Linked DNA regions of Homo sapiens: region 2 is linked to region 1. The links are chromatin loops, found by intact Hi-C in ENCODE. Cell type or tissue: endothelial cell of umbilical vein. All regions are shown on one strand. Links, peaks and the distances in the headings refer to the core of each region. The heading gives the core; the rest is flanking DNA.

Region 1 (12,407 bases), core at 3,140-8,139:
GGTAAAGTTAATTTGGAACCTATGTTGTAGAGGTGCAAAAGCTAATCAACTCCCTTTTATATTTTTGTTGTACAAATTATTTTAGTAAAGTTTGGATTTCCAGTTGGGTCAATGTGTGCACCTATTTTTTCTAGTTTTTTTGTTTTCTCCTTCTTTATCGAGGTTTCTTCCTCCTTTCCCCTCGTCTTTCATTCCTTCCTTTCTCTTTTTGTTGTCCATGTTTGTCACTGTATTTACACGAGTGTGTGTGGGGTGCAGGGTTCCTTTCTACTCCACTCATACTGATAAATGTATTCCTCCAGAGAGCCTCAAATCAGTATCATTGTGGTTAGAGACTTCTTTGGTGGCAGTAGTTGCTTTATAGGGATGAAGGACCTCGAGCTTAAGTCAAACTAAAATGAACTCTTATTGTGCCTCAGTGGTGTCTGGGGTGTTTTCCCTAATACCCAGAGAATCAGGATGTTTGTTGCAAGAGAGACAAAGGCAGCAGAGTGGCACAGTTAGAGTGCTGGGCTCATAAACCAGATATTGATGCACTGTAACCATCTTCTGCTATGGCCTCGCCTTTTCTGCAGTGCAGGCTTCCTTTTCTTCCTCTCTTTTCTCTCTGTACACATTCCTTCAGAGTATTTTGAATTTCTAATCACATAAATCATGACTTTTAGTTTCTATTTCTGTCTGATTATTCAGGGTGCAAAGTGCATTGTGGGTGGTTACAGGGAAAAACCCAGGAGCCCAACAGTTGCCCTCATGAGTGCCTCCCTCCTTCTCCAGGGAGTGCCAGTCAATCTTCCCAGGTAAGAGCTTCACAGTCATAATTTCATTTTGTCTTGCTGGGGGTGGCAGCCATCGAGCTTGTGACTGCAAGATTATTCCTTTGGTCTGCTGGTAAGCAGCACTACTAAGCAAAGCCTAGACACACTGGCTAGGGGTTGTGCATTCTCCTTCCCCTTTTCTCATCAGTGTCTGCGCCACAGGTTTCCATGGTTGGGCACCTCATTACCCTGGGAGGTCAGGGAACAACACAGGACAACAGCAAAAGAAGCAGAAGCACCGAAGATGAGCAAAGCCACTACCCTTGCCTGAACATCAATGGCTCACATTAGGCAATGAAGTGCCACACTTAATTCTCTCTGGAGTGGTGGTCACCTTCATTCACACAAGCCTCACAAAGGTCCATTACTGGTCCTATCCCCACCTATCCACCATCCCATTCTGTTGGGCCATTCTGTTTGTAATGCCAATTGATATGGCTGTCCCAAACTGCCACTGACCATCACCAGGACAGATGCAGTGAGCAAAGAGCTCCAGTCTGTCCTCTGTTTAGTGGGACTCAAGCACAGGTTAGTCAAGGCCCTGTGTTATCACTGCCTTTCTGACTTGCCAAACATGTGCTCAGTCTGACATTAGGCTATGTTAAGGTATAGTCAATTAATAACAATTCTGGTCTTAGGGAGAAGAGTGTTTTAGGGTGGGAATTGATGGAAAAACTCAAAAAAGGTAACAAACTGCACAGACAAAAGCATAAACCGACCAGTAATTGGCGATTCTGTCTCTAAAGGCTTCACCGTATCACAGAACAAGTTAGTTAGCAAAGAACAGTTAATTAAAGCTGACCAGGTGTCCTAGGTTATGGTTGGGCCATCCTGTTCATTATGCCAATTGTTTTAATTGCCTCAAATTCTTCCCATTGGTGCGGGATGGATTTCACCCTAGGGTTAAGCAGATGGCCAAACACATGCCACCTGACACTGGACAGATGCGATCTACAGCACTTTGTTAGTCACGTATACTCACAGCCTGTGGGAGGAGGACCTGCTTGCCACACAGGGTTTACACTTGGGAATGGAGTGAACAGGCAGGGTCTGTGGGAGGCAGGCTTTGTAGTATCAAGAAGGTGAGATGACCCCTTGTTTCCACTAAAGGATGTGATTGACCTGTTTGAATAATTCCGTGGGCTGGCAGGGAAATGAAATCCCCTATTCAGAGATAAGCAGGAATTCTGCCTGGTCCCCTAGACTAGGAAACTTATAGAAAGGGGAACTTGCAGTTAAGCCATGCAAGTCTTTATTTTACCAAAATGTTATGACGGCACATATGAATAGTTTTTTGGGTCTTATATCTGGGTCCTGCACCACATATATGTTCTGTCCATTTTTGCTGAATATATTTTGAAACTCTGTTCTTAGGTACATTAACATGCATGTCTACTTCCTCTTCTTGAATCATGGATCCATTTATCATAAATATTTGAAAATCATATATTTGATAGGGGATTTGTATCCAGAATGAATAAAGAAACAAGAAAAAGACAAATAACCAAGTTTAAAAATGAACAAAGGGTTTGAATAGACATTACTCCAAAAAGAGCCAATAAGGACATGTTCAACATTTGATTAATCACACCAATGCCAATCAGAATCACAAGGAGATATCAATTCACACACTCTCGGGTGACTATAATCAAGAAGAAAAAGTACTAAGTTTTGGAGAGGATGTGGAGAAGTCAGAACACTCATAAATTGCTGTGAGGATGTCAGACAGTGCAGCCACTTTGGAAAACACTTTGACAGTTACTCAAAAGGGTATGCTTAGTTAGCATAAAACCAAGCAGTTTTACTCCTAGGTATATACCCAAAAGCAAGGGGAAAATATATGCAAACAAGAACTTATACATGATTGTTAATAGCAGCATTATTCATATTAACCAAAAAATTGAAACAATCCAGCTATCTACCAGCTGATATATATATTAATAGTTAAATACAATTTGGTATATCCATACAATGTGATATTATTGGGTAATAAAGAGAAAATAATTAGTGATACATGCCATGACATAGATAAACCTTGAAGACATTAAAATGATAAGATTCCAGTCACAAAAGATCATAATTTGTATGATTTAAATTAGACGAAATGTCTAGAATAGGGAAGTCCACACATTTGGAAAGTAGATTCATGGTTGTTTAAGTTTGGAGGAGTTGAGGATAAATGGGGAGTGACCGCTAATGGATATGGGGTTTCTTTGTAGAATGATGAATATGTTCTGAAATTGACTGTAGTGATAATTATATCACTCTAGAAGGATACTGAAAACATTGAATTGAGTACTTTAAATGTGTGAATTGTATGGTGTGTGAGTTATGCCTCAATAAAGTTGTTATATTAAACAAACAGATGCCTGCCTCTCTACAAAGAAAACAGCAGACTAGAGGACTTCATTGGTAAGTCAAGAAGTACCAAATTTACACAAGATATTCCATGTGATAGAAAAAAAAAAGAGTACTCAAACATATTTTATGAGGCCAGCATAATATTGATATCAAAACTGACAAAGGCTGTGAAAGAAAGAAAAGTTGCAGGTGGATCTTCTCATGAACATAGATATTAAGATCCTTGCCAACAAAATCCAAAACATAAAAAAGGCATAATACATCAAAACCAAGTTGGGTTTATTTCAGGGATACAGGCAGATGCTAACAGTCAAAAATTAGTGTACTTAAAGCCCCTCCCAAGTGCTGGCAGACCACTGCACATGCGAACAGCTCACCCAAGGAAACATCCAGGGAGGAGAGACACAAATCTCCAGAACCATGCCGGGAGGAGAGACACAAATCTCTGGAACCACGCCAATATATAAAACCCCAACTAAAGGGCTGAACAGCACACTTGGATCTCTCAAGTTGCCCGATTGGCTCTCTTCCAACTGTGCTTTACTTCATTTCATTCTTGCTCTAAAACTTTTTCATAAACGTTCAGTTCTGCTCAAAAACTTGCTTCGGTCTCTCACTCTGCCTTATGCCCCTCAGACAACTTATTTCCTTTGAGGAGGCAAGAATTAAGTTGCTGCAAACCTGTGTGGGTTCACTGCTGTTAACACTAACACAGATGTTTTATTAGGATTTATTTTTGACATTTCAATAGGTTTTCTCAAAAAGATCATAGAAAATTCCAAGTATTCCATCATCCATCTTGACCTATGTATTTCATTATTATACAGTTGTTATCTAAAAATATGACTGCTGCACAAATTAATTTTAGAATCATGATAAAATTCCTGATTCTCAACTGTTGACTAATGGTCAATAGAATAACAAAAGATAGAGTGAAACTGTCTATATTCTTTAAAAACATTAATGACTTTCCCTGGTTATTGGGAGCTTTTATTAACATGAGCTTCACACTAAACATTTTTTCATGGCTAATAGAATTAAGCATCTCATATTTTATAAAACAAAACTTTCAGTATAGTATGTCTAATTTGTGTACCTATTGATTTAAGCTTTGGAATTTACTATGAATACAGCCAAATATAAGTGAGCATATCCTGAACATTATGAAGTGCATTTATGCATTTTTATGAATCGGCTGCTTTCTTAGCTGGTTGCATAACCTCCATAAAATTGAATACCTGAAGAATTTAAATAGCAAATAATTGACTTTCCACTCATTTATTGCTACTACTCCTCATTTCTGTTTTCTTGGCACTAAATAACCTAAGCTTAGAAGCATGTATCGAGTAGTTTTCACGTAAATGGAAAATTGACATTGTTTGCTAAAAGAGAGCACTAGCCAGTTATAATAAAAATATTGGACTGCCCTACTTGTTAAATATAAATGTTATATGTTCTCATTCAAACACCCTTTAATATTCTTGGTTCTCTATCTCCATTGTCACTATCCCACTTTAACTCCAGTTATTTTCTTGCTGGATCCATATACAGCCTCCTATCTGTTCTACTTACATCCACCCAACACAATTCCAATCATTTTCCATACAGTAGTCAGAGAGATCCTAATAATGGGACAAATAAATTATGTCATTTTTCTGCTTAAAACTCTTCAAAGTTTGCCCAGTGTTTCCACCCTTTTCATTATCTCTCTTCCACTCACTGTGGTTTTCTTTTAAACAGCTTCTTCATTGAGATAAGACTCTAATGTGTTTGGAGTCTTTACATGTACACTATTTCCTCTGCTTAGAAAATACTTGGTCTTTTACTTCACAACCAGATTAGTTTCACATTTATATTTTATTCTTTATTCATTCAGGAAACATATTTATCATGTACAATGTGCCAGGTAACTGTGATAATACTGGGGAGTAACTTCAGACATGCGCCCTGGCCCTCAACAATACTATAGTCCAAGGACCAAAAAAACAAACAAACAAACAAAAAGCAGCAAATTATTGCACAAATTAACTTGCAATTCTGAGAAAGTGTTCCAAAAGAAAAGCATGTGGTGGTATGAAAACATATCCTAACAGTGTAATAAAGAGATTTCATCTAACTATAGAGGACAAAGAAACTTTCCAGGGAGAAAGGATGATTAGCTGACCTGTGAATGAGTAGCAGTTGACTAGGCAAAGTGAAGGAAACTGCAGCAGGAAGGGTGAGATCAAGAGTGAAGACCTGAATTTCCCTTCCTAGTGGAAGGCCTCCCAGACACCCCAGATGACAACAAAGTGCCCTTGCAAAGTAGATCCCTTGCAATCTGCTCTCCTCTTGATCTTCTCTGTCACGTAGTTCCATTTCATTTTCTGTATTGCTCCCCATCATTGACATTCATCTACTTTGTGGCTTGTAATAATGGCTGTTCCAAGTTCCTTGTTTACAAAGATTAACATCTAGAACAGAAATATACTCCTCTTTCCTTCCCCGACCCCCAGAGGCAAATTCCAGGGAAGGGCATTGATTGACCCTGCTGGGTCACAGGCTTGGGCATTATTGTTGGCTATCCCTGGATTCTGTGATCACTACTGTACCCAGGGTCAGGGCTTTTTGTCAGAAGGTGCACAGGGGAGAATCATGCTGAACAACAAGAAACAATCACTGTGACGATTCTCAACCACACTCAAATTTTAGCCCCCTCCACTAATTTTTTTTACTCTCATTTACTTATTTGAGAGTACTTCACTTTGAAAGGTGGTTCAGTCTTCTTTAAATATTTAGAAAAATGACAAGCTTAAAGAAGTCTAAGAAACCATTTACAATGTGACTAATGTAAACTTTTTTTTTTGTATTAGTAAAGTTGTTATAGTGGAATACTTGAAAGTATATCACATGCTAGAATTCGGAAGCATTTTATAACCACAAGAGAATTAGAAAATTTTAAGCCAGTTGTTTCAGCTTTCATAAGAGCTAAACCTTTTTCTGTACTCACTCATAAGGTAAGAATTGATTGTATTAACTTTTCCATTATACTGAAAATTACGATCTCACCCATGAAAGCCCTCAACACCTGGAAAATTCCTCCAAAGAGGAAATAATGCATCTAACATGGAAATATTTCACCATCCTCGATAAAATGTAATATGGATGAAAATATAAGTGAATAAAATAAACAGTTTATAGTAAACTCACCAAGTTGGAATGTTAACTGTTATTTTAAGAGCTGCCAATCTACGTTGCATATCATAATAAATTCCAGAGTAGAGAGTGGTGTTTTGCTTTATCGTTTGGGATCCCCGGGACTCATTCAAGGGTACAAAGAAAATAAACCCATAGTCCTAAATTATCTATAGTAATATGTTTGTCTCTATGTATGCTAAAATTATATATAGCAACAATTTCATTTAATGAGAGTGAGCATTTACAAATTTATTGAATGCTTACTCTATGCATGGCACTGTTCTCAGTATTTGGGATATGTCAGTGAATAAAGTCAAGTCCTCTGAACTTAAAGAATTTATGTCCTAGAAAGTTCTAGTAATTATTTATATTAATAGTTATGTGAAAATTTCAAAGATGTCTCACAATGTAAGGAGTAAGGAATCTAGGATGGCATGCTCCTCAGACCCTACAAATAGGAATTTATCTTGGAGAAATCAGTGTGTTTCATACACTGGCTTTGATCCAGATAGATTAAGAAATCTGACATTGAGCACATCAAATGGCAGGATGTCTCTCACAGGTAGAATCAATTAGCTAAGTTTACAGACGTCAGTGACTATAACAAAAATACTAATTTATTGGCTTACATTGATAACTATGAAGGCTGTTATTCAGGGACTAAACAACTTTATGCCTTCTTTATGTCTGTAAATAGTTTCTGAGAAAAGCCAAACTGTAATAAGAAAATTGCTTGTAGAGCACGATACTAACAACATTGGAGCTGAAAATAGGTTTCAAATGTTTGCAATATCAGGCTGAACATATATGCTAATGTGAGCATTCTATGAAATATCTAGCTCCAAATTTCTGTTCAAATTATTTTGCCTTCTCTGATATTACCCTAAAATCCGCCCATAGAGAAACAGAGATGCTCATACTTCTCTGTGGCTGATTATAAAAAGAGCACTCTGATTGTCTGATTAGAAACATTATATCCCAGTCTTCCCGTTGATTTTGCCTCAAATCCACCAACTTGGGAAAATAAACGGAAAAACGTGCAGAAAACACACTTGTCTCTGCTTTTGTTAATTGCATGATCTTCCTCCTTCCCAGGTGACCTGTCTTAGCAAACATAACACTGGATTTCAATTTATAACTCCCTTTCTCTAAATAGACAATGATATTCTCAAATGACTTTTTTTTTCTACATGGTAAGCTCTCAGTCTGTGACACTCTCTGTTTCTGGAGTTACTCTCTAAAGCTGCGTTTTATGCAGTCTTAATGATATTCCTCACTTCTTCCCCACCAACCACAAGTATATTATTTTAAACTGTCCCTTGTCTGCTCGCTGTAAACATCTGTTTTTTATTTGTTTGTTTGTTTTGAGACGTATTCCTGCTCTGTCGCCCAGGCTGGAGTGCAGTGGTGTGATCTCAGCTCACTGCAACCTCCGCCTCCCAGGTTCAAGTGATTCTCCTGTGTTCAAGTGATTCAGCCTCCTGAGTAGCTGGGACTACACGTGTGCCACCGCACCTGGCTAATTTTTGTATTTTTATTAGAGAAGGGGTTTCACCATGTTGGCCAGGTTGGTCTTGAACTCCTGACCTCAAGTGATCTGCCTGCCTCAGCCTCCCAAAGTGCTGGGATTACAGGCATGAGCCGCCGCACCTGGCCTGTAAATGGCTCTTTAAAATTGTTTGGCCTTTCATGCTCCTGGTGCATCCTCTGTAGATGAGTTTATTAACTTTCTTACTCATTTCCCCAATTGCTGTGTCCTGTGTCTCCATGAGGAGTTGTAAGTCTGGTTTATATATATATAACACAAAAAGTGCTCCCCACAAAAACAGTGGCAATTGTGCAAAATGTGGTACTTTCAATGAACTGTAACATTGAAAAACAGCACTTATGATATTGAATTACATATAAATAATGTATATACAACAAGACCAATGGTGTGCCTGTTCTTAAGGATCACTCTGAAAATGGCTTCTAATTTGCCATATAACCCATGCTTCTCTAATTAACATCAGGAGATCTGCTTCTCTTCATTGCACGAAGTCGTAATGTCATGACCTATAGGATAAATCTAATTTTATCTTTGGTCATTGGTATGTCATGGAATTACCCAGGACATGTTCCTTTGCTAGTAAAATCATTGCTGCTGAAATATTCATTCGTTAATTCATTCATTCTTTAGTTGGTTAGTTAGCTATTTATGGCAGATATAGAGATTCACCACTAAGATCTTTCTTCCTTCAAGCATTAGACTCATTACCCAGCTGCAAGCACTATAGGTAGCCCTACAGCTTTAACTCGTTCATGGTTTGATGGCTGTCCTTGCCCACTCCTGCTTCTTCTTATTCCCTTTCCCAGGTGTGTTTGCCCAATATAACTTTTGTAGTCCTAATTTCAGTCAGTATCTGTTTCCAGGAGGATGCAATGATACTAGAACTGAGGTTTTTGAATTGGATCACTTAGTGCCTAACTGGGAATGAGAACCACATATCGAGTGAACTGTGAGTTATGGATAGTCCCCAGCTCAAGCTTGCAGTCCAACTGCTAACATTTCGCCATGTCACTGGTGCAATGACTCAGGTTATTAAAAATGCAGAGAAAACAATGCATACAAGGTAAAAAATGGAATTTGTTATTAAATTTCATTGCTAACCTGCAGAAAGATACTGAAAAGCTAAAAACTGTGAATACTTGAAAACTAAGTGTAAAAGCCAGGACCCCTAATATTCTGCAGGGACAGAAAATAAAAAGCTAAAGACAAACTCAGAATTTAATAGAATGGCCAAGCTTGAATGACATTTGAATATTCAGCTAAAGCAGGTCTATTATGCCAAAGCTATGGCTGTGATTGAGAAAACCTAGGTCTCTCACACATGGGATCTGGGTAAATGAACCCAAAGCTATCAACTTCCCAGATGTCTCGGAATCATCAGAGACTGTATAGGTGGCCCATCCTTCCCCACTAAGAGTTGTGATTTCCCTGTGTGGGAAGACACTGCAGAAGCCTCTCTCAAGCAAAGTAACAGGGCTAACCTTGTTAGATGGTGAGGGATCTGCCCTCACTATCTGTCCTGTCTTCAAAGCCAGTGGCTAGAAGTAAGTAGCAGCATATCTTAGCCGAGAGCCTGCTACATACCCCTACAGAGGTAGGGGACTCTGTCAGAAGAGCTATAATTAGCTGGCAAGTAGTGGCAGGAGCTGGAGGAGTATCAGTGAAACTAGATTTTGAGAAAGTTTGATAAAGAGGATATATAAAAAGATTAGATAAAGGAGGATTTATTGAATTTGGACCTCCTTGGGATACGCAATTTAATATCATAGCAAGCGCCCCAGCAAATTTCCTCCTAGAGTGGTACTAAAAGCCTGAAGAAAATGATGGTTTTGTTGAACCAAGCTGAAATGTCAGATGCCTTGGCAGAAATGGAGAAATGGATTAAAAGGCTCAGGAAGGTGAGCGAGAAGAGTGGATATATTCTATGTAAAGCCAGATGCTCCACCAAAAGATGACATTTCTGAAAAAGACAGACACACAATTCACCAAGACCACCAACAATGCAACGGTAAAAAGGACACTAATATTACTAAGAAATTCAGTGATGCCTCTCCTTTGCACTTCCAGGGCTACAAAAAAGGCTGTCACAGAGTGTGACTCATTTAATAATGATGAGGATGATGAGTTTGTGAAACGATAGAGATCCTGTTGTGGTGCTTAATAAATAAAGCTGGGTGTGAGGGGAAGCAGAGGTGTCACAATTTTATAATTATTTACAAGGTTGGAGTGCAGCCTAGGGTATCTGACATTCAGAAAGTTATGGAGACAATTAAGTTAATATGGTGCCCCTGGGGGCAAGACAGAGGGGCTATTAACAAGGTATTGCTTAATATATAGAATCTAAGTAAAGCAAGAATAAATCACAAAAGCACTGTACTGCTAAAATGTAACCATCCCTTGTCAATTTTCCTGGACTCAAACCACTTTTCAGACTTACAACCTGTTGACTGAGGAGATGAATGGTTCCCCAGGAAGAAGGACCCTCTAAAACTGTGAGTAGTATGTACTGTAATGATTCCCGTTAGTGTTTGTGTGTGTGTGTGTGTGTGTGTGTGTGTGTGTGAATGTGTGTGTTTGCTTTGTTGTTCTGGGTTTTTGTTTTCATGTTTTAAAAAAAGCTTTCTTGACCCACTTTTGAAGCTCTGGTCAGTATCCCTTCTTGAGAAGCTGATTTAAGTTCATATGCCAACCACTGTCCTTACTAGGCTCTTAAACTCTGGGCCACTATTCAGTCCCTAATTGTCCCAGAGCCAGATGACAGACAATTAGGGACAACACCTATGATCCAGAGCCTGCAAAATCATTCAAATTAGCCAATCTAGAGAGAGCCCAGAAAACCTAACTAACCCTACCACACTTGCTGTAGGTAAGCTGCCCTGTAGAGCCCGAGCTTGCTGTTACAATGTCACTGGTGCAACCCCCTGTGTGGCTCTTCCTGCAGCCTTGCTTTGTATGAAGCTGTAAGCAACAAAGAGTTCGCCTTCACCTGCAGTTTTATTTATAGTTTCATCTACAGTTTCATCAATGGCATCTGTGGTGTCATCGTGTTGTGTTCCACCATCAAAATTGTCATTAAATCTTATAAAACACCCAGATTTTTTCCAGTGAGACCTATGGAATTTACTAGGGTAACTCCACATGGGGGAACAACGAGTTAACATACATATTTAGCAATCTGAAATGTTATTCTAGTTGGGGGATGAAGGGCTTAGGTAATATGTAGAGTCTGGTTGAGGTTGAGTTTATGGTAGATCCACTGTGTCTATAGACCCAACTAGGGGCCATTTCCAAAATTCTGGAATGTAGAATTGCTACAGACACATACCACAGCTGGAGTAACCACTATATTGGTTTCTTAGCCTGTAGATTAAGGGCTATCATAGTAGCAAAAAACAAGTCGAATTATCTGAATTATACTCCAGCCATTATCTCTATGAGGATATTAGCAGAAATATTTTTAAAAATACCGTGGCAGTTGTCTCTATTATATATTTCCATTACATTAGTAAGTATGGTTTCTGCAGAAGCTAGATAGATCTTCAAGTATAACTAGACTACCAAACCCCTCCAAGAAGTAGACCTGCACCCATGCTCATGTAGTTTATTGCTAGAGCAGATTAATGTGTCTTAGGTATGTGGTACATAGCCACAGATATAGTAAATGAGTTATTTTCTATCCCAATCGGGAAAGGGGATCAGTTTACATTATTACGGAGTATACAGGGCAGCAACTGAGAAGGTATATCATCAATGGCTCAGACCACTCTACTTAACTCTTTTTTACAGGAAGATTAACTTGTGATTTATTCTGATAATTTGGTAAAGGCTTTGCTCTCTAAGCTCTCCTGTGAACTGTTCTCCTGTGAACTGTTCTGTGGTTGGTTTGTTTTGTTTTTCTAATCAATTTTAGATGACATCTAGTGCTCTATTTCTAAAACTGCTTACAGTGTTACCGGAAGTAAGTTACATCTTTTGAACAATGACTGGTCAGTAAAGGCTGATATAGTTAAAAAGAAAAAAATCTTTTAAATTAATTTGAATCAATTATATTTTTAAGAGGCAATCAGAATAATTTTATTGATTTACTAACTACAGATTTAAATTGTGAATACATTTTTTAAATTTTATTTACTTTCTGTGTTTTGTAATGTACTATATTTTTGCACAAATTTTTAATTGATTTTTTCTTAGGTTGTTAAATTTAGTGTGCTCATATTACAGACATTTTAGAATTTTATACTTATATTTAAAATTCAATGATACAGAGAAAAAATAATAATTAAGCAGTTTTTGAGGAAAAAATGATAGTTTTATAGTTTATGGTTTCCTAGTTTTAAAGAAAGAAAAACCTCAGAACCTTAAAGGGTGGAGTTTCAGAAACTGATGAGAAGTTATGAAAGACAGAAAATGTGTGAGATATACAGATGAAAGGGCTGATAAAAAAGAAAGAAGAAAAACAACTTTCTTAGAATGGAATGATGATGATATCCAGAGATTTAGAGGAG
Region 2 (12,407 bases), core at 3,384-8,383, 89 kb before region 1:
AAGTTACCGACAAATGTGTAAGAAATATCAGAAACCATGAATACTTGAAGGCTGTAGAAGAAGGCTTTCAAATTCTAAGATAAAATAATTTTGAACCTAGGCTTCTATAACCAGAAAATTCACAACCAACTGCGGAATGTAAACAAATAAATCATTCTCAGACATGCAAAACCAGAGAATCTTACATCTCTGGAATATCTTATTGGCATCTTATGAAAATAGGATTTGGCAAGCCAAAGAATTAAACTAAGGGAGAAGAAGTCATGGAACCTAGAGAACAGTCTTTAGGCTAGAATTTCAGTGTAGGGAAACCTCTGTGGAACACCTGTATAGCACATCTAGAAGGTAAACCATCCCACAGGAGGATTCTGGAGGGGGAAAACTTGACAAGAGATAGGTAGTGGAAGAAAATAAAACCAAGAGACTCTTAAATACGCACGCGTGCACACACACACACACATACACATCACACAACAATAAAGGCGGTCCTATTAGGAATTAATTGCTGCCGTATACAGCAAAAAAAAATGTGGCATAAAACAATTTATGAACTGTAAGAAAACACGTTATTTTTCCTTCATGCAGAAAACTTCAATTTTCAAGTGCTCCAGAGACTGAGATTTTGGACCCAATGGAGAAGGAGCATAATACCAACACACTATTAGTGAAGAATGGAATCTTAGTAATAATGTAAATGCTCCTTTTAAAAAAAAAATACAGATGTTAGAGTCAACCAATGCTAAAGCAATGATGACTCAACTGCAGAAAGGAATGTGGGTGTAAATACCTTGATTATATAAATGGAATAGTGCAGCTGACAGTAATTAGGAGATAAAAAGCAGGGAGGAAAGGTGCAAGAAAGGGTAAGGGAGCTTGTAGCCCTTTTTTACAATGTGACACATCAAGATATGATACTAGGCCAGGCGCGGTGGCTCATGCCTGTAATCCCAGCACTTTGGGAGGCCGAGGCAAGCAGATCACCTGAGGTCAGGAGTTCAAAACCAGCCTGACCAACATGGAGAAACCCTGTCTCTACTAAAAATACTAATTTAGCCTGGCGTGGTGGCACATGCCTGTAATCCCAGCTACTAGGGAGGCTGAGGCAGGAGAATCGCTTGAACCCAGGAGGCAGAGGTTGCAGTAAACTGAGATCACACCATTGCACTCCAGCCTGGGCAACAAGAGCAAAACTCCGTCTCAAAAAACAAAAAACCAAAAAAAAAAAAAAAAGAAAAGAAAAAATATAATATTAAATGTTGAGAAAAACATAGTTGTTTCATTACATGACTAAAAAATACAAAATTTAAAAATGAACATTTAAAATAATAAGTAGCAAGTATTTGAAGAAAGACAGCTGGAAGAAGGGAAAGTAAAAGGAAAAAAAAAGTCCTCATCTTTCCTATGGGAATATTAATGCATTTGTTTAAAGTTGGAATATTGTCTAAAGTTGACATATTAAGAAATAGAGGAATAAGCAGATTATCTTGAAATATGAAGATGAATACCAGAAGAAATTAAAACAGAAACATTTAAGAGTCCTCTGAGGAATAGGACTTTGGTATCAGATATAATTCCTTCTTATCCTAAGTTTTTATTATTTGATATACTACTATATTAATGAATATTTATAAAACTACAGATTTTACAGCAGTATTATGTGATTTAAATATGCAGTTTTTGATTTAAAACAACCCTTTTCATTCATTTTCTAAGCTAGCCTGTTTCCAAACATTGAAGACAAACTCATAAAGTCAAAATATATGGCTGTTTCATTTATCATGGCAGATGTTACAGTCATGAAGAGAAGTCACTGGATGCTAATTTGAGAGGTGATGTTCTCCACATTTAGAGGGTGGTGGATACCTTGAACAGAGAGGCAGTTCAAAGATTCTGATCAGCTTCGATAGCTTCCCGGGTTCCATTTTCAGAATGAGTCTTTGTTATCATGCTAAAAATTCTCTTAGCTATCAGATTGGTAGAAAAAACTATAGGCACACGTATATGCCACACACACGCAGACACACACACACACACACACACACACACAAACTCATATAAATAAATTTTGATTAGCTATGTTATTGTTCTCCACTTATATGCATATACTTGAAATTATATATTATATGTGTTATATATATTATATATCTAATTTAAAATTTACTTATCTACAAATAATTTATTCCTGGAATCAGATGGATAGTAATTTAGTTTTTTTAATATCTGTAATCTTGAAATAAGGAGAGTTACCATGGAGTGATATATTCACTGAAAATATGTGAACGTCATTCGTGTGTAAACTAAAAGTTTCCACTGTTGACTTTATTAGATTTAATTCCCTAGTTAAATTGCCATTAGCTCTCAGTTACGTGTATGTGAAGTGTTTTACAGAAAATCTTTTATGTTCCCCAATTTCACTATCAAACTGCTTTCTTCCCCTTCCTTCCTCAAAAACCCCAACTCCACTGTTCACAACAGCAAAGGCGTGGAGTCAACGTAAATGCCCATCAAAGGTAGACCAGATAAAGAAAATGTGGTACATATAACCATGGGATACTACATAGCCATAAAAAAGAAAGAGATCATGTACTTTGGAGCAACATGGATGGAGCTGGCAGTCAATATCCTAAGCCAACTAATTAAGGAAGAGAAAACCAAATTCCACATGTTCTGCCTTTTAAGTGGGAGCTAAACTTTGGGTGCACATGGGCAAAAGGAAGGGAACAACCAACACCAGGGCCTACTTGAGGGTGGAGGGTGGGAGGAGAGTGAGGGTTGAAAACAATCTATTGTGACGTATTGCATACGCTCAGGAGTTTGAGACCAGCCTGGACAACATGGTGAAAACCCATTTCTACAAAAAAAAATTACAAAAATTAGCCAGGCATGGTGGTGCATGGTGCACACCTGTGGTCCCAGCTACTCAGGAGGCTAAAGTGGGAGGATCACTTGAGCTCAGTAGGTGGAGGTTGCAGTGAGCCAAAATCATGCCACTGTACTCCAGCCTGGGTGAGAGAGCCAGACCTGTCTCAGAAAAGAAAAAAGAAAATAAAATACCTATTAGGTACTACACTTATTATCTGGGTGAAAAAATAATCTGTACATCAAACCCCTGTGACATGCAGTCTACCCATGTAACAAACCTGCACACGTACCTCCGAACCTAAAATGAAAGTTAAGAAATTGTGTTCTCAAACTCTCGATGGTATTTATGATATAGGGACCATAACAGAAAGGTGTGCAAAAGTTTATGTGCTTAAGAACTGGAACAATTGTCAGAAACAGTATATTTGGGAAAAGAAGCCAGTTTGGAGGCAAAGATGAGGTGTTCAGTTTCAGATCCACGGCATTTGAAGTGTTGGTGAGCTGTGTGAGTGAACACTTGGCTGGCAGAACAGCTGACTTGTGTCACTGCTGGACGTTCTCACCTCCAACTCTCACCTGGGTTGTGGTAATGTTGGATTCTGGTGTAACAAAGGCAAAACAGTTACTAATTTAGTTTTTGGGATTATAGGCTTGATGATGTCACTTTTCCTATATATCACCATCCTCTGCGTAGCTTCAATTGTTTAAGTCCACTTTTATACTTCAAAAAAAAATCCTAGCTCCTTTGACTCATATATCTTTGAATTTATTACTTACCTATTTTTATTGATGCCACTGACTTGCCTCTTGGTCCTTATCCCTTTTTCACTGATGATTTTAGCCTCCAGCTAATGGTATTCTCTCTCCATTCTATCTCTTCCCTGTTGTCTTCCCTCCCTACTTCCTTAGAGTCCATGATCCGTACAATAACTACTCAACTGAAACCATTTCAGCACTTTTGCCATCTTCCTTTATTGTCTCCACCTGTTCAGTTGTTGAAAACAATTGTCCACTTTCATTTTGTCTTTACCTGAGTAGCTGGATATTGCTACAGACACTTACACAAAAGGAACAGTTACTGTCCTGAAGTTATGCCTGCAATTCCTAAATAGGTTATTGCACTGCTTGTCAATCATTTCCTAGCATACTCTTTCCCACTCTCATACAGGATTATGTCACATTTATTCTTCCCTCCTCAAACCTTCTCAAAAAGCTAAATAGCTAATTTGACACAGCTTTATAGATAAAATGGAGTAAGTTACAAGAAATGCTCAATTTCCCAGTAAATGTAATTGCTTACCATATCTAGACTCATATTCTTGCCCTTCTCAGTTGTTTTCATAGTGAAATGGTTCTGTCAAAGGTTGACCATTATAACCGTGCTCCCCTCTTGCATCCCTCTTGCCTTTCTGAAGACTTAGCACTTGTAATTGTGAGCTTTTTCTCCTGAATTCTTCACATGTCCCTGAATCAGATCATTCTTAACAGACAAATAAGCTGTAATAACTCCCTGTTGTAAAATGAAAACAAATAAGGGAAAAACCTTCCTTGACTTCACATTGTCTTTGTCATTTATCTATGGTTTAATTTTCCCTCCTTAAAATCTGAGTACAGTCTTCACTGCCTTGATTCACATTCTATTTTCAGCTCACCCCAGTTGATCTTCAGCCACGATCACTTTCCCAAGATTTTTAAATTGATGTCACAAGTTGCCTCCATGTTGTTAAATCCACTTTGCTTGTATCACCTTCCAGGCCATTATTTCCCTGTCACTAACAAGAGTCAACTCATTTGTTTATGCCTTATTGGAATGGAGATAAGGAGAGGGAGAAAAAGCACTGAGGTTTGTAAGTTGGAGCTGTGCTGCCCAGGAGTTAGTGTCATCCCCTCAGAGACACCTTCACTGACAATTGTACCTAAAAGGAAACTTGCAACCCTAAGTCACATCAGATTTTTCTGTTGTCCTTATAGCACTATTAGCTGATATCATTTGATTAGTATTTGTCTTCCCACACCATCAGCTTCATAAAAACTGAATCCCAACTCTGAGAGTAGTGCCTGAAATATTGAAGTATTTCATTTAAATGCTAACAATAAGTTGTTGAATGAATTCATGAATGCCTAAATAAAGTCAACACTTTTTATACTCCTCTAATATCAGCGAACACCAGAGTTGTCTTCTTGTAATTTTCATTTGATGTCCTCCAGGTAATAATTCCAGTGCTGCATGGTATCTTCTGTGTGGCTCTTCAAATCCCTTATGCACCCATCTCCACTCCTCTCTGCCTCAGAAGGCTGGCCTGTATGCATGCAGCTACAAGTGTTCTAATTCCCCGCTTTCTGATAAGATTTGGACAATTGTGAGTCCAGCAGGAGCTTGGAGGCAGACAGGAGAGTGGATTCAGAATTTTTATCACTCTAGATCCTTCTCTGTGGGGTTGCCTTGGGCTGGTTGCATTTCCTCAACTCAGGATTGCAGTTGTTCTCATGGCAGCTTGCTCTACCCAGCTGTCTCCTTTTGGCTTCCATGTGTGCCAGGAATTACTCCTACCTTGTTTGTGTGTGTGTGTGTGTGTGTGTGTGTGTGTGTTAATTTCTTTGGCTTTTTAAGCCTAAGTGTGATAACAGCTTTTCTGTTACTAGGTCTTTCTCTACATCTTATCCCTACATTTATAAATTGCCCCTTTAATGAACTAGCCTCCAACTGCCCTGTTTTGAATATATCATGTACTATTTGTGGAACACTGAAAAATGCAGGATAAAAACAAATTCTGCTAAGTAGTCAAACAATTTATGTAATCTTCATCCACAACTTGTGCCATAGTCTAGGCAGAAATGATTTCAACTTATCTTTGGGGTGTCCACGCCATTATTTCCCTGTCACTAACAAGAGTCAACTCATTTGTTTATGCCTTATTGGAATGGAGATAAGGAGAGGGAGAAAAAGCACTGAGGTTTGTAAGTTGGAGCTGTGCTGCCCAGGAGTTAATATAATTTAAACCAGTTCTGGAGTCCAAGGGATGACTAGCATTACATCCTGTTATATTTTAAGTTATGGAGCTCTAACTCCACTTTGCAAATAATTCAGCAACTTTATGCCCTTCCTAAAATACTGCTTTATTCGTCAATGATGAAAACTGTTCTACAGATCAACAAGATTCTGTATGTTGATGAAATCATTGTTTAAACCGAGACTCCTATGAGGCTATGAAAAGAACGCCTCCTTCTGATATATGTTTCCAAAGTTGCCTCCTGTTTTACATAAGTGGTTTCATGCACACACACACACACACAGAAATACAAGCAAAAATTTGAAACAGAATGATATAGCTATTGGCAATTAGAAGCTCAAAAGTTTTTGAAGCTTAATAAATTATTCTGATCTTTTAAAATTCTTTTTCATAAGCCAAGGTTCTATGTTAAAGGAAGTTAATTATTTCAAACAATAGAGCAGATGGAATGCTCAAGAAAAAAATGAAAAGCATTGCTCATGTATTACTCACTCCTGATAAATATCTTTGTATATATACATAGCACACACATAAATGCCAGACATATCACTGAGATTAAAGTGATGTCATCATTTCAACACTGTATTTTCTCACTTCTGTATTCCTTTAAGCAATATTTTAACAAACACAAAATATTCTTCACTATAAAACCAATAGCAAAGTGTATTAATTCTAACAATTATATAGCTAACATAATTTAACTATTAATATCCTAATCTGTTCCCCTATTTTCAATCGTTCCTTTCCTTGTCCACTTCTTGTGCTGTAGTATTCTTTGCCACATTTTATAGCAATTAGAGAACCTTTTTGTGAAATATCGTAATAGAACAATGTTTTAAACAATTTCCAGGGCTTATCATTTTTAGGGGGCCTGAGTGGAGAGTGAGGAGTGGAGAAAGATGTTGAAAATACGCTATTAACATTCAAGAAAATGTCTTGTTCTGGAAAATTATTTTTAGTTCTAGGAGAGAAAAAAGCAAAACAATAACAAAAATAATAAAAATAGAATTTGACTATTGTCAGAAAAAAAAAGGTGGGGTAAGTGAGAGATTAAAAGACATGACACTTTGAAACATGAAAGAAAAAAAGGAAAATAAATATTAAGAGTTCTGAAATATAATTATCATAATAATTTGAAAATCATTACTCTAAACAAAGCTGGGTGGACAGAGAGCAATTTTAAATATATTTTATGCTAACTATAATAAAATAAAACTATATTTCTAGTTTGATTCATATGCCCAATAAACTAAGATATTAAAATTGCAAAGGGGGAGGAATCGCATGTAGCACTTTGCAATTTCCTATTTCTGGAACATATGTCCTAGACCCCCAACTCTTATACAATACAGGCTTTCTAATTCTCTCTTTAAATTAAACCCTTGGGATTACTCGAGCATGGCTGATACACTTAGATAATATCAGGCATTTAATACACACTATGTGCCTTTGATTTACCTGACAAGTGACAACAAGGCTGTATTGAGTTAAGCAGGCCCTATCACTAAATGAATATTTGCAGGATCTGCCTGTGGTTATTGTCATACCAGAACAGAACTCTTGTTCAATATCCTGTTTGGGAAGCAGTCTCCACCAGATGCTTCCAAAGCAGGGCAAAACCACCCATAATGCAATTGGATGGATATGAAATTCTCTACCCCTAAGGGAAAATACTTCATCCTGGCCCCAGGTGGTGGGCCACTAATACTTTGTTTGTATTCCTAGGAGAGCTGTTGTCTTTAAAGAATATATTTTTAAGTGACTCTTTAGTAATATGGACTTTACCTTTCTAACACTGATTATTTTTCTGTGATTATAAGTCACAACAATGGGAAATACTAAATTGGTCAGAATGAGTTGCCTTTCCTTATTTTTCACACAAAAAAGATTCTTTAAATGTGATGTGAAACACATAGAATTATCTTCCTATATTTTATTCATTTCTGATTTCCTATACATGTTCTCTGAAATAATTTGGTAAACTACATGGTAGAAATAAAATGGATTTATGTGTTAACTGAGAAGCTGGATATACAACTGAACAATGGCCAGGCACTATAAGTAAAAGAGAACACTAACCTACAACCCTGTAGCAACCAGCCCTGGAAACCGAGCAACAACTTCTGCAGCAACTAATTTCAGAAGTCAAACCACACTTATGTAGCAATCATACTTTGATGATTGACTTGGTCCAAGACTTCAGCTCACCTGTCCTTTCCCCCTCTCTTACCTGCCCACAACTCAGGATCAACCAGTGAAAGCCAAACATGCTTCCCAACTAATCACATAGGATGCCCCACTTCTAGTAAGCCCACCACCACCCGCATTCAAACAGCCTCCAATTAGGAGAAACCTGAAGCCTTTCCTTTTTTCACTATAAAGCTCTTGACAACCCTGACTGCCTTTGAGTATCTGCCAAATGTGAGCGACATTGGCTGACTCCCTAGCTATAGCAAAGTGACATTGGCTGACTCCCTAGCTACAGCAAGCTCTTAATAAACAGGCTTTCCTCATGCTAATTTAAGTGCTGATTGTCTATTTCTACTACATGCTAATGTTCTTAAAGCATATTCATAAGATTTTAGATTACACTTGGTTTTAAGGTACATTTTAAACTGTTTCAAATGATTATTTCTGGGGCATAGATTAGATGTAATGGGTAACTTTCTTTTTTCTACATATGCACATACACATACAGATATATATACTTATATACTTTTACTTTATATATATTTTAGTTGAGTATCACTGATTCCAAAATTATTTATAAACAATAAGAAATAATCTTGTCTTCAATTAGAGAGCTAAGCTTTATGTAAAGAACTAAGACAAATTACGCATTCAAATGAATTATCACAAAGTCCATAGCAAGCATATAAACAACAGTTTTATAGGCACTGATAAGTGACTACTAATAAAAAAATAAATTAAAATTTGTTTTAGAAAAGTAATTCACCCAGCATATCTTCTATTGTACTGGTGACTTTGGGAAATTGAAGAGTTTGTTCAATTTCATTAAATTCATCTCTTCCTTTTCTTTCTTTCTTCTCTCCAGCTGTATGGAGATATAACCACAGCTGCTGCTTCTTTGTCTACCTGGGAAACCAAGCACGTCTATTATCACACTCGTTTGGATTGGTGCCACCTGTTTTCTCCTCTGAAGGTGTCTGCCAGAGTAGGAAGCACTAGTAACAAGAGGCAAACTTGGGTGGCACTGGCAGGGTTCAGGGCAAGAAAGGCAGGACTGATGCTCTAAACAGAGAGGAGGAAATAAACACAAAATTCAATATGAACCTTGTGGTTGTATATCCAAACTACAAGCAATGGCTCAGAACTAGGGAAATTATATGAATATGGATGGCAGGAATTGAAGGAGGGAGGGAACAAACATGTCACTAATGGAGAAAGGGGTGAAGAAAACACCGTAAATTCCTGAAGATATGGGAAATAAACATGAAATCAGATGGATTCTAAAAAAAGCTATTTTTACTACATTTCCAAAACTCAAAAAATAATTAGAAGTTAAATTTACAACCACAGAATAAAATATTTAAAAGCCTTTATAGAACAATGAACATGTGATTTCATTAAAATATTGACTTAAGAATATTGCTTAAATAGAAATATAAAATCCAGTTGCAGATAATTTTAGAAAAGCTATTCTTAGCAATAATTCTACAGTAATCCCTCAATTTTAATCTATGAATTTTGTTATGGGATGATTTAGACTTCTTTATCTAGACTAGCTAAGTGAAGTATTATTACCTGATCTTTGAAAGGAGACAGTCATTAATTTGGAACGTATTTCCCTTGGTATCTTCTATTAGAGTGAATTTAATAAGCTTGCTCTCAATGTCAAAAGATCTTGGAGAACTGTCAACATATACTAGATAATTTTTTTCTGAAGATTTATTTACGTATTACTCGTTAAGTTCTAAGGTTGAGAAAATTTTTGTTATTTCAACACAAAAGGCAACAATGGTGCCATATTATAAAAAGAATACCTTGGCAACAATGAGTCTTAAAATCATTTATTTATATGTGTTTGTTGATGAAAAGAGTCAAACTCTGTAAAATATTTTAGAGATTAATTCTGAGCCAAATATGAGTGACCATGGCCTGTGACACAGCCCTCAGGAGGTCCTGAGAACATGTGCCCGAGGTGGTCAGGGTACGGCTTGGTTTAATATATTTTAGGGAGGCATGAGACATCAATCAAATACATCTAAGAAATACATTGGTTTGGTTCAGAAAGATGGGACAACTCAAAGCTGGTGAGGGGGCTTCCAGGCTGTAAGTAAATTTACACATTTTCTGGTTGACAATTAGCTGAGTTTATCTGAAGACCTGGGATCAATAGAAAGGAAATGTTTGGGTTAAGATAAAGGATTGTGGAGGCCAAGTGTTGTTGTGCAGAGGAAGCTCTCAGATAGCAGACTTCAGAGACAGCAGGTTGTAAAATGTTTCTTATCAGACCTAAAAGGGTGCCTGGCTCTTAGTTGATTATTCCTTGGATCTGAAAAGGAAGGAAGGAAAACAAGGGGAAAGAGGATTCTCTATAGAATGTGGATTTTTCCCACAAGGGACAGCTTTGCAGGGTTATTTCAAGATATGTCAGAGAAACGTGCTTTGGGGTAAAATATTTTGATTTTCTTCCTTGGTATGCCAGAGTCAGATTGAAAAGTAAGTCACAATATCCACGGTTAAATAAAACCTTTCTGATGAGAATTTATGGTTTGTAGGGCATGACTCCCCAGACCCTTAGACAGGAATTGGGGCAAGATTATAAAAAAATCAGAGCTTAGTCCGCAAGTTTATTTTTCACTTTTGGATTTGATCACTTGAACTTTATTTCATAGGTAACTATCAGGAGTACACATTCTTTATTTCCCATGATTACAGGCAGTAATAGAGCACAGTAAGGGGCAACTACAATAACTTAATAGTTTTTAGCCAATAATCATGCTCTATGATTCATATAAATTTGGATGTGATTACATTTCTTGCATATTTTTTAACTTCACAGTGTAGGCTCCATTATACAAACACCTCATTTATATTTAAAATGTTACTAAGATAATGTTAGCATTGGCTTTATATAAAAAACAGACTTAAAGAGTTTAAGTATTTTTTATGAAAATATACAGCTAGTAGGTGGTAATGTCTAAATCAGAACCCAAGTCTTCTCATTTCAAACTGAGTGTAGTTTCTATTATGCTATGTGTGTCTCATCTGAAGGAGGCTTCTGTGTGCCTAGCTCCTAGCTCATTTTGGAGTAGACTGTGGTACTTCACCAAATGCCTGAAGCTAGTTACAAGCAATCCTAGCATTTGAATAGCATTCATTACTAATTAATATACTATTAAGTACCTGTTAAGTACCAGGTGCTGTATTTGGTGACTTACAGATATTTTCTTTAACGCTTACAATGATTTTTAAATGTAGGAGATATTTCTCTATTACATAAGAAAATTGAGATTCACAGAGACTAAATAATTTGTCTAAACTCATATAGATGACAGAGCTAGGATTCATACCCATGTCTATTTAATTTTTGCTTGTTCTAGGATCTGCTCCTTTTGAGATAGAACACCTTCTAATTTTTATGTAACTATTGTTGAATCTTCTTTCTTGATTCTTTAAGGACCAATCGATTGGCTAGTTTACTTAAGGCCTCTTTTTTCTAAGCTGATGGTCATATATACGTATTGTCTGGAAGAGAAACAGAAGACACCTGGTAAGCATAAACACTATTGCAAGAGTGTTTAAAAAAATAGAGAGGATTGCCACAGGAAGAGAGTAATAATAGCTAAAGCATTCTGTAGATGAGGCAGAGGCATACTTCAAAAAGTTGGAAGTTATTTAAAAAGTTATTACTCTATGATTTTTATATCAAAATCAGTCACATCTTAGCATTAAGCTATGGGGCTCTTGGTAGTAGTCTGAGTAGAAGCCTACCTCCACTGCACTTCTAGCCACAAACTGCAGACTGCAAACCTCACTGGTCATTCTGTGAGTAGGGCACAGAAGAGGGAAGAAGGAAGTCACAATTCCAGCCTCTGTGCTCTGAGGGCAAACTCTTGCCTTCTGATTAAATGTTCAACATTTCAACTGGAGAAGCAGCTATCAAATATCTTCTCAAAGTGAACAAACTGCATAATACTGTTTGCATGGGTTATAAAACAGACAAGAGCTTGCACATACAGGTATCTTGGTTTTGGATGCGATGAAAAATACTCCCAGTAGGTGGTTCCTAGCTCAACTGTCATTTCTTTTCTGAAGGCATCCCATTCCAAAAATACTGTTTTAACCTTCCCTTTTTTTATATGTTCACATTATTTCATAAATTTGTTATAAAATTTACCAAACTCTCTTTTGTGACTGATTTCTGTGTCCCCCCTCTATGTTCAGCCATTAGACTATGTTCTAGTTAGCAGCAGCTCCACTGTATCTTGTTCAGTTTTATAACTTAAGTGCTTCCATGACTTCAGCCTTTGTGGGAGGCACTATTTTCAGGAACACTTGCTGAATTTC

What was found. Hi-C counts contacts between places; a loop is a spot of excess contacts. Peaks named below come from ENCODE experiments on the same cell type or tissue, not always from the same donor. Only the 100,000 strongest peaks of a DNase experiment are listed, where the experiment ranks them.
Region 2: it touches region 1 in a loop (3-fold over the local background); 1 of 110 quality-filtered maps calls a loop at or near these places.

The regions. Positions count from the first base shown.
Region 1 is chr7:15,035,398-15,047,804 of GRCh38, reverse strand. No RefSeq gene overlaps it. Among named protein-coding and RNA genes, the nearest start is that of DGKB, 140 kb to the right of the region's middle. In endothelial cell of umbilical vein, for the core only: no CTCF peak of the experiment used is centred there; DNase peaks (open chromatin) are centred at 4,904 and 5,284; H3K27ac peaks cover 1,381 bases.
Region 2 is chr7:15,124,803-15,137,209 of GRCh38, reverse strand. It overlaps a transcript of AGMO not described here. Among named protein-coding and RNA genes, the nearest start is that of DGKB, 230 kb to the right of the region's middle. In endothelial cell of umbilical vein, for the core only: no CTCF peak of the experiment used is centred there; a DNase peak (open chromatin) is centred at 6,329; H3K27ac peaks cover 2,376 bases.